2 separate regions of the Homo sapiens genome follow, and region 2 is linked to region 1. A link is an interaction called in ENCODE POLR2A ChIA-PET data of the cell type or tissue named here. Cell type or tissue: GM12878. All regions are shown on one strand. Each heading gives the region's core, and the rest is flanking DNA. Links, peaks and the distances in the headings are about the cores only.

Evidence for each region. Peaks named below come from ENCODE experiments on the same cell type or tissue, not always from the same donor. Only the 100,000 strongest peaks of a DNase experiment are listed, where the experiment ranks them.
Region 2: POLR2A ChIA-PET joins it to region 1 with 6 read pairs; 2 of 35 experiments call an interaction of 5 or more read pairs at or near these places.

Annotation. Positions count from the first base shown.
Region 1 is chr15:63,593,593-63,598,964 of GRCh38, forward strand. It overlaps USP3 (ubiquitin specific peptidase 3), which reads left to right. Exons shown (of 15, transcript NM_006537.4): 15 at 1-1,041. FBXL22 (F-box and leucine rich repeat protein 22) reads left to right here and starts at 3,795. Exons shown (of 2, transcript NM_001367807.1): 1 at 3,795-4,153. The coding sequence starts at 3,801. USP3-AS1 (USP3 antisense RNA 1) reads right to left here. Exons shown (of 3, transcript NR_034080.1): 2 at 1,103-1,194. RefSeq lists an enhancer at 1,114-1,163. In GM12878, for the core only: no CTCF peak of the experiment used is centred there; no DNase peak of the experiment used is centred there; H3K27ac peaks cover 1,243 bases.
Region 2 is chr15:63,740,475-63,745,846 of GRCh38, forward strand. All of the region lies in intron 12 of HERC1 (HECT and RLD domain containing E3 ubiquitin protein ligase family member 1), which reads right to left. Among named protein-coding and RNA genes, the nearest start is that of HERC1, 91 kb to the right of the region's middle. In GM12878, for the core only: no CTCF peak of the experiment used is centred there; no DNase peak of the experiment used is centred there.

The sequences.
Region 1 (5,372 bases), core at 373-5,372:
GTTTTTATTGGTTGGTTTTACTTGAACAGAAACGTTTGAATGGTGTGAAGATTCTTTAGAAAAGTGATTGGATCCATCTCAATTGTGCACTTGAACAGCAGTGATGTAAATGTGCTTATTTGTGTTTTCATTTTTAACTGTGCAGCCTTACCACACCTATTTTGAAAGCTGATCTTTTGTCCTCTTCAGGGCTTTTCCCTTGTGCCATGTTGTCTCCAGCAATATATGTGGCTTCTGGCTCAGAGCTTCTGCTGAGGCAGGGCCTCGCGCTGAGTCACATGGCTCCTTGGAACAAGAAAACTTTCTCAGAAGTCCCCACACGGGTGGGTGACAGAAACAGTTTGTGGCAACACAAATCTCTCTCCATGGTGGAGAAACCTTTGCTTATCCACTGTATTCTACTCAGTGTATAGTGATGACAGATGTACTAGAATTAAACCAGTCAAGTGTACTGGCCCGGGGTGAGTGTTAAATGTGTATCTCGCCTGTGGAACCTACTCAGCAGCTTGGTTTCTGGGGTTGGGGGCATATTTATTTCTTAAAGCCAAACCTCTCCTTCATTGGTTTAGTGTACATAAGTCTATTTAGATACACTTATCCCACTTTAATCTCCACCAGCCCCTAAACTCTCTCCTGTACCCTCTGTTGCTGAAGTGGCCTCTTCACCTGGGCCCTGGAAAAGCCGATGGAAAAAGTCTGTTCCTGCAGCCAAGGCCTGGGTCCCAGGTGACTAGGAGTAGCCATAGGAAGGTGAGGAAGGAGAAGTGGGCATGTGGTGTCATCTGTAGTCCAAGGTCTCTGCGTCTCGTCAGTGGGTGCAGTGCCTTCCCCCTCAGGTGTGAGCGTGATGGACTCTAGACTGCCTTCCATGAGTGTTGGTCATGCTATGATGTCATCATTTGCCATTAAAACCCAGTTTGTATGATGCCAAGAGGATTAATTGTGCAAGTGACTGATTCATTTAAATTGTAATCACATCCCTTTTCTGCTTCACCAACCTGAACTGTTTTTAAAAATATCATTAAAAGTCTGTTCTCTTTCCTTTTGACTTATTTCTGAACACCTTTTTTCAGTAGAGCCACATAAATGATGATGTACTTACTCAACTCGTGGGCCTCCTCAGTCAACAGGTAGCAAGCTCTTACAGAATCCCCACGATTTGGAGCTGCAGTACCTGGGCCAGGATGAAGTGACCTGTATGGGCAAAGTGATGGCCTGGAGATGAGTGCCTGCAGTCAGGTGCCTGAGGTCCCACTCGGCCTTGCCCAGTGAAATCACCCTCAGTCTCTTGTGACTATTGATCTTATAAAAATGAGGCCCCTTCCCTTCCCCTTTAGAGCTAGACTCTACCCTGAGGCACTAGTTTTGGGGCTCTGAGCAAAGGATACTGGTCATCTTTTAAGGTAAAACAGGCAAATAAGTGCTTTTAAATAAACATCCTGTTTACAGTAAGTTCCTATAGACTACTTCCCTGCCCCCATGCCTCCTGCAGACAGAACCCTGTTTCCACAGTCATCCTTTGCCTGTTCTTGTCAGTCTTCTAAAATTGAAGACACAGGTGCCTGCAGCTCAAATTGTTATGCATCCTTGTTCCGTAGGGCACATTCTTTTGGCAGCTGTGCTGGTCAGAGGCTGCGTGGTTGCTGTCACTGCTGCCAAACAGCATAGCTCTGGACAAGCCCAAAGGGGCAGAGCTTCGTCATCTCCTGGCTGTGCCTCAGACCCTCTGCAGCATGCAGGAGCACATTCCCCCTGGCCCTGGTAGTCTAGGATGCTTCCTGCAGCCTACCTGGAGGAACAGCAGAGGGGCAATGCTCTAAATGTTCTCCCTGCCAATCTTTTGCCATTCCAGCTGGGCTGCAGTAGTGCAACTTGGAAGCCATGCTGAAGCACAGTGACACTTACTCAGTGGAAGGCACAAGTACCACTCTGGCCTTGCAAGAAGTGGAAAGAACCACCTATTCCTAAGGGTCAAACCCTCTGAAAAGCATTGGTTTGAGGAGGATTGGGGAGGGAAAGTGGAGATAATGTGGCTTTCTAATAACACCACCTGTGGTTTTGCAGCATCCATTTTAAGTGGAGAAGTACACCTAGACAGAGCCTAAATTAGGGTGTCAGCTATAATTCAGAACTACATTGATGAGCTTGAAATAGCAGCAGTATCTTGCTCCCCTTCCTTGGGAAATGCTTCCTTTCGACCTCCTTGGTTTGTTTTTAAGAGAACCCCCTACTGTACTTCATCTTGGCATGGTGGAGTAATGGAGGCACAGGGGCACCAGCTGAGGCTGGCTTCTCAGGAAAGCCACTGACAATGGCTACTTCCTTCTTTGCTTGACTGCCTTCTGCTTTAAAGGCAAAGCTGCACCAGCCCTGACCAAACCTTAGTTCCAGAAGTGGGTTCAGCATAGGCTGCTTCATTTGTGTCTATGGGAAAACACAAGGATTCCCATTCCCTCTTATTCCAAATGGGAGAACAAACAGAAGTAACCACTGAGGTGGTGGTCCCTGGGCTGGCAGAGGAAAAACCATTCTCTTCTCACTATTGCCTAGGCAGAACGTGGCCTATACAGCTGCACCATATCAGCATCCCCCAAGCAAACCAAAAAACAACGACTGGGATTCAAAGCAGGAGAGTTAAGGTTGGGTCCTGGGTTTGGGAGTGAAGCAGCATGAGGAAACGGGTCTGCCATATCGTGAAGCCTCGGGTACTCAGGAAGGGGGAGCTTCACGGATAGTACCTCCAGGCACCTTGCCTAGAGTTGAGTCAGAGAGGGCAGGGGTGGCCCACTGGCTTCTCCAAGAGGGAACGGAGGGCACTCATAGAATGGATGGTGTGTGGTCAACTTAAAGGCAAAGATGGACTAAAATACTGAACTTAAAATTGTTTCAAGCAGTTTCACATTAAGAGCTACCTCATCCATCCTGACATTTTGGGAAGTACAGGTTATACATAGTACAAGGCCTTATCAGTGAGAAAATGTAAAGCCAAGTAAATTTAAATTTAAAACACAGAAAGTACTGCTTGACCAAAACTACAAAAACAACAACAACAACAACAAAGCACCAATAAAACATAAAACACAGACACACAACTTTGGAAAGCAGCTACTTCAGTAAAATTCTTTTATGAAACAACTCAGGGTAAAAATCTAGCTGTTGGGGAGGCCCAGGAAAATCCCCCTGCCTAGTGGCAGGCAGCAGGGCTTGAAGGCCAACCAGCCTAGCCTGGAGACAATTACTCTATGGCACAAAAATAACAGGAATGAGGCAGCAGCCATGGACTCTGCTCACAACTCACAACCGTCACCCTTAGCTCTCCACACGCAACAGGTTTCTTCCTAGTAAGGGTGGAGCAAAAGATTCACACTGATGTACTAGAAAATCAAAACAGTTAACATTTACAATTACACTCCTTCCCCCTAAGTACAGACTGCAAAGCCAGACAGAGCTGGCCTGGCCGCCACCACTGCCAATGAAAACGCCTTGGGAAAAGCCAAAAGTGCTCACTGCTAAACACCATTGTCAGCTAAAGGGAAAAAAAAAATCCCTTTTAAGGAAAGTAACTTCAATAGGCTCCTTTTCTGCCAGGACCTCCAATCCCTCTGAACATAAGCCGAACCACAGACTGCCGCACATGTGTCTGGGTCCTGGCTTTTCTTCCCTCACCCCTCCGCAGAGCTTCAGCACCAGTTGTTAGCCAAAAATAAACACCATTCCTCAACCATATATGTCCACCGGCCCAGAGTCGGGGAGGAGGAGAGGAGGCAGGTCAGCCGTCCCCCGGCTGCAGCTGCACTCACATGTGGCCACTGCTCACCATGCACATAACCCAGCTCAACCGGGAGTGCCTGCTGCACCTCTTCTCCTTCCTAGACAAGGACAGCAGGAAGAGCCTTGCCAGGACCTGCTCCCAGCTCCACGACGTGTTTGAGGACCCCGCACTCTGGTCCCTGCTGCACTTCCGTTCCCTCACTGAACTCCAGAAGGACAACTTCCTCCTGGGCCCGGCACTCCGCAGCCTCTCCATCTGCTGGCACTCCAGCCGCGTGCAGGTGTGCAGCATTGAGGACTGGCTCAAGAGTGCCTTCCAGAGAAGCATCTGCAGCCGGCACGAGAGCCTGGTCAATGATTTCCTCCTCCGGGTGTGCGACAGGTAGGCCACCTTGCCTCCTGAGCAGTGCTGGCCCCGCTAGCTCTGGCTTCCCTCTTGGGGGGCAGGGAAGAGCAAATTACGAGACCAAGATGGCTCCACCTTCGGGGCGCCTCAAACTAGGCCCAAGGCAGACATCCAGACCGCCCAAAGCAGGGTCCCCAGGAGACAATAAAATCATGAGGGAAACAATTGCTAATCCTCCTCTTAGCCTCACAGGTCCTGGGCTGCTTCATGCAAACACCAAGAAGTGGGGCCTCCGTACTGGTAGTCATTAAGTGCTGGGTGGGTCCAGCTGGGCCTGGATTTTCAAGGTCAGGCTCTGGGAAAAGGCTTCCAGATGCAGCAATCAGCTCACCCCTCCATTAGGCCTAGCAAGCAGCCCTCAAGGCCTGGGAAACTACGGAGGAAAGAGAGGGTGGGGAGCCAGAGGTGGAGAAGCCAGGGTGCTCAGGTCAGCTGAGCCAAACCAGACTCCAGGAGTAGATGAATTACTGATTTACACAGTATTCCTAAGGAGGGTGGCTTAGCCTAATTTTTCAAATTAGCAAACTGATGCTCCACGAGGTGGTATGATTTGCCCAGTCTAGGGTTGCCAGATTTTAGCAAATATATAGGCTGCCCAGTTAAATATGAATTTCAGATAAACAGTGAATAATATTTTAGTGTAAGTATGTCCCAAATACATCTTGTGTTTATCTGCTAACCCCCACCCCAGACACAGACATAGACACTGAACCACCAGGCCAGGCTCCCTCCATGGTCCCAGCCTCATGGGCAGAGCGGCCCAGGCAAGAACACAGAGCTATTCAACCAGCCTCTCACTGAGCTTCTGCCAGTCCCGTGCTGCCTTTGAGGAAAAACACCCCCTTGATCATATAACAAACTGGCCCTGGCTGTTCATGGAAAACTAGACTCAGCCAGTTTACTGCCACCCAAGTTCATAGCTGCTATTTGCTGGCAGCACGACAGGAGTGGAAGGAAACAGCGTAGTGACCCCACCTTTCTTTTGAGCTGGTAGGAAGAAAACAGAAGATGGACTTGGGGTTGGGCCCCGACTGGACAAGGCTATTTTGATGGGCTTAACAAGGCCCAGGAATTAGACTAGAGTGACATGGGTGGGGGTTGGGGGGAGGCGAATGGCACAACATGTCCTGAAGTTGTTCCATTCTTACTGTAAGAGAACCGAGCTTAATGCCCCAAACCTGCAAGGTGTGAAGTG
Region 2 (5,372 bases), core at 310-5,309, 150 kb after region 1:
CTCTATGTTTAACTATTTAAGGAACTGCCTGTTTTCCAAAGCACCTGCACCATTTTACATTCTCATGCAATGCATGAAGGTTCTAATTTCTCCACCTCCTCCAATGTTTGCTATTAGCCAGCCTTTTTGATTACTGTCACTTAGTGGGTGTGAAGTGGTATCTCAGTGTGGTTTTGATTTGTATTTCCCTAATAATTAATGATGTTGAACATTTTTTCATGTGTTTACTGGCTATTTTTTCTCTTCTCTAGAGATATGTCTACTCAGATTCTTTGTTCATTTTTAAAACTGGGGTATCTGTCTTTTTTATTGTTGAGCTGTAAGAATTCTTTATATATTCTAGAAACTAGAACCTCATCAGATCTATGACTTACAAGTATCTCTCCCATTCTGTGTGCTGTCTTCATTTTCTTGAAAGTATCCTTTGAAGCACAAATGTTTTTAATTTTGATGATGTCCAATTTATTTTTCCTTTGGTTGTTTGTGCTTTTGATGTCATAGCTAAGAAACCATTGCCTAATCCAAGGTGATAAAGATTTACATCTATGTTGTTTTTTTTTTTATTTTTTTGTGAGACGGACTCTTGCCCTGTCGCCCAGGCTGGAGTGCAATGGTGCGGTCTCCACTCACTGCAACCTCTGCCTCCCAGGTTCAAGCAATTCTTCTGCCCCAGCCTCCCAAGTAGCTGGGATTACAGGCGTGCACCTCCACACCTGGCTAATTTTTGTATTTTTAGTAGAGACGGGGTTTCACCATGTTGGTCAGGCTGGTCTCGAACTCCTGACCTCGTGATCCACCCGCCTCAGCCTCTCAAAGTGCTGGGATTACAGGCGTGAGCCACCGCGCCGGGCCCATCTTTTTTTTTTTGAGACAGAGTTTCATTCTTGTCTCCCAGGCTGGAGTGCAATGGTGTGATCTCAGCTCACTGCAACCTCCGCTTCCTGGGTTCAAGCAATTCTCCTGCCTCAGCTGGGATTACAGGCACACGCCACTACACCCGGCTAATTTTTTGTTATTTAGTAGATACGGGGTTTCACCATGTTAGGCTGGTCTTGAACTCGACTTCAGGTGATCCACCTGCCTCGGCATTCCAAAGTGCTGGGATTACAGGCGTGCGCCTGGCCCTATGTTTTCTTTTATGAGTTTTACAGTTATAGCTCTTATATTTAGGTCTTTAATCCACTTTAATTTTTTTGTATATGATGTAAGGGGCCAACTTCATTCTTTTGCATGTGGGTATACAGTTGTCCAAGTACCATGAGACACTATTCTCTCATGAAATAGTTTTGGCACTCTTGTAGAAAATCAGTAAGCCACAGATGTATGAGTTTATTTCTAGACTCTTAATTCTATTCCATTGATCTATATATTTATCCTTCTGACACAGCCACTCTATTTTTATTACTGTAACTCTAAAGTAGTATGTTTTGAAGTTGGAAAGTGTGAGCCTTCTAACTTTCCTCTTCTTTTTCAAGACTGTTTTGGCTACTCTGGATCCTTGAATTTCCATATGATTTTAGGATCAGCTTATCAATTTCTGCCAAACAAAGCCAGCAAGAATTTTGATAGTGATTGCACTCAATCTGTGAACCAATTTGCAAAGTATTGACATCTTCACAATATTAAGTCTTGCAATCCATAAACATGAGGTGTGTTTCCATTTATTTCGGTCTTCTTTAATTTCTTTCAATAATGTTTTGTTCCTTCAGTGTACAAGTCTTACACTTCTTTTGTTAAATGTATTCCTAAGTATCCTATTCTTTTTGATGCTTTTGTACATAAACTTGTTTCCTTAATTTCATTCTTTGATTGTACATTGTTGGTGTATAGAAACAATTTTTGTACATTTATCTTTTACCCTGAAGCTCTGCTGAACTCGTTTATTAGCCCTAATAGTTGTGTATGAGTGTGTGTGTGTTCCTTAGAATTTTCTACACACAAAATCATGTCATCCGCAAACAGAAATAGTTTTACAACTTCCTTTTCAATCTACATGAGTTTTATTTCATTATCTTATATAATTGCCCCAGCTAGAATAGAAATGGCAGGAGTGGAAGTCTTTATTTTATTCCTGATCTTAGGGGGAAGGTTTTCAGTCTTTCTCCATTGAATATGATATTAACTATAACTTTTTCATAGATGCCCTTTTCAGGTTAAGAAAGTTCCCTTCTATTCCTAGTTTGTTGAATATTTTTATCATGAAAGAATGTTGAATTTTGTCAGATGCTTTTTCAGCATCCAGATAATCACATTGTTTTTGTTCATTTTTTCTATTAATATGGTGTATTATATTGATTGATTTTCATACTTTGAAAATGGGATACATCCCATTTGGTCATGGGGTACAATCTTTTAGGTAAGTTGCTGGATTTGGTTTGTTAGTAGTTTGTTGAGAATTTTTACATCTATCTTCATAATGGATACTGAAGAATGCATCAGAGTACTTTAATAGCTGGTCTATAGTTTTTCTTTTCTTGCAATGTTTTGGTCCACAATTAGGGTAATACTGGCCTCACAAAATATAGTTGGGAAGTATTAGCTTCTCTTCTACATTCTGGAAGAGTTTGTGAAGAACTAGTCTTAATCCTTCTTTAAATATTTTGTGGAATTCACAAGTGAAGCCATTTGCTCCTGGGCTTTTCTTCATGAGATTTTTCTTTAAGGCCAACAACTCTTTGACTTGCCCTTTGAGACTATTTTCTAGATCCTGTAGGTGTGCTTCAACCTTTTTTATTCTTTTTCTTTTGTCTCCTCTGTGTATTTTCTTTTTTTTTCTTTTTTTCTTTTTCTTTTTTTTTTTTTTTTTTAAATGGAGTCTCACTCTGTCACCAGGCTGGAGTGCAGTGGCACAATCTGGGCTCACTGAAACCTCCACCTCCCAGGTTCAAGCGATTCTCCTGCCTTAGCCTCCCGAGTAGCTGGGACTACAGGCATGTGCCACCACATCCAGCTAATTTTTTTTGTATTTTTAGTAGAGAAGGGGTTTCACCATGTTGGCTAGGAATGTCTCTATCTCTTGACCTTGTGATCCACCCACCTTGGCCTCCAAAAGTGCTGGGATTACAGGCGTGAGCCACCATGCCCAGCTCACTAAGTCTTTCTTCTGCCATCAATTCTGGTATTAAAGGATTCTGAGGCATTCTTCAAAATGTCAATTGCATTTATCAGCTCCAGAATTTCTACTTGATTCTTTCAAATTATTTTAATCTCTGTTAAATTTATGTGATAGGATTCTGAATTCCTTCTCTGTGCTATCTTGAATTTCTTTGACTTTCCTCAACAAAGCTATTTTGAATTCTCTGTGTGAAAGGTCACAAATCTGTTTCCCCAGGATTGGTCCTTGGTGCCTTCTTTGGTTCATTTGGTTAGGTCATGGATGGTGTGGATGCCAGTAGATATTGAAGAGTTAGGTATTTATTGTAGTCTTCACTGTCTGGGCTTATCTGTACCCATCCTTCTTGGGCTTTCCAGATATTTTAAAGGACTTGGGTATTATGATCTAAACTGTATCTACGTTGTGGTTCTTGCAGCCTCATAGAGGTACCACCTTGATGGTCTTGGACAAGATCTGGGAGAATTCTCTGGATTATCAGGCAGAGACTCTTGTTCTCTTCCCTTACTTTCTCCCAAACAGACTGTGTGTGTGTGTGTGTGTGTGTGTGTGTGTGTGTGTGTGTGTGTGTGTGTGTGTCTCTCTCTCTCTCTCTCTCTCTCTCTCTCTCTGTCTCTCCTCAGCCACCTAAAGCTGGGGGTGGAGTGACACAAGCACCCCTGTGGCCAACACCACTATGACTGCACTGGGTCAGACCTAAAGCTAGCACAGCACCAGCACAGCACTGGGTCTCACCCAAGCTTGCCGTAACCACTCCCTGGCTATTGCCTATGTTCGCTCAAGACTCTGTGGTTCCACAATCAGCCAGTGGCAAAGCCAGCCAGGCCGTGTCCTTCCCTTCAGGGGGAGTGAGGTCCCCCAAGCCTCAGGTGGGTCTAGAGGTGCCATCTGGGAGTCAGGGACTAGAGTCAAAAACCTTAGAGGTCTACCCAATGTTCTATTGTACTATGGCTGAGCTGGCACTCAAACCACAAGACACAGTCTTTTTCACTTGTGCCTCCCCTTTCCAAAGCTAGAGGAGCCTCGCCCCATAGCTACCACCACCCCAGGCCACAAGGAGTATTGCCAGACAAGCACCACTGTTCCCTTAAGCTTAAGGCCCAGGGATTCTTAAGTTAGCTTATGGTGAATACTGCCTGGCCTAGGTCTCACCCTTCAGGGCAGTGGGTTCTCCTGTAGCCCAGGACAGGTCTAGAAATGCCATCTAACAATCAAGTCCTGGAATCAGGGATCCCAAGAGTGTATTTGGTACTCTGTCCCTCCATGGCTGTGCTGGTACCTGAAGCCAGAAAGTCTCAGAGGCTCACCCAAAGCCCTTGACATAGCAGCTGGGTATCAATGCTGGTTATTCACAGCCCATGGGCTCTTCGGTTAGCAGGTGATGAATGCTGCCAGTACTGAGTCCTTTTCTTCAAGGCAGTGGGTTCCCTTCTGGCCTGGGGCATGTCTAGAAATGTCATCTGAGAGCTGGCATCTGGAACAGGGAGACTTGCGACTCTGACTGGTCCCCTATCCTGCTGTGACCAAGATGTTATCTAAGACACAAGACAAAGTCCTGCCCACTCTTCCCTCTCAAGTGGAAGAAAGGGGTCTCTCTTGGAGCCACGAGCTGTGTAGCCTGGCATTGGGGTCGGGGAGGCGGGGGGTGAGCCAACACTCCCTTGGTTACCCCAGCTGGTGTCTCAGTATGTCACCTGCCCCTCTGTCCACTGTCTCTGGGACCAGTTCAGCACTAGGACTCGCCTAAGAGTTGCAGTCCTTTTGGCCTAGACTGCCTTTCAAGTTTACTTGGAGACACAGAGCACTATAGCCCTCAGTGGCAAGCCTTGCAGGAATTCAAATTTGGATCACTGGGATCAGCAGTTCCCCTCTGGCTAGGGTTGGTTTAAATGCTCCCTCTGTGCACAGGTGTCAGCTGAGTTTGGTCCAGTTCTCCTTTCTGCTCTAACAGGATAGCATTGAGTTCAATGCCTCACAATTGTTGTGTTCTCCCTCCCCAAGCACCCAGAGACACTCTCTGCACCATACTGCCACTGCTGCAGGGGGAGGAGTGGCACTGCCTATTCAGGACTGTTTTTTCTATCTCTTCAGTGCCTCTTTCAGTGATATGAAGTTAAAACTAGGTACTGTAAGTGCTCACCTGATTTTTGGTTCTTATGAAGGTGGTTTTTTCTGTGTAGAGTTGTTAAAGTGGTGTCCTTGGCAGGGGGAATGATCAGTGGAGCCTTCTATTCCACCATCTTGCTCTGCCTCTCAATTT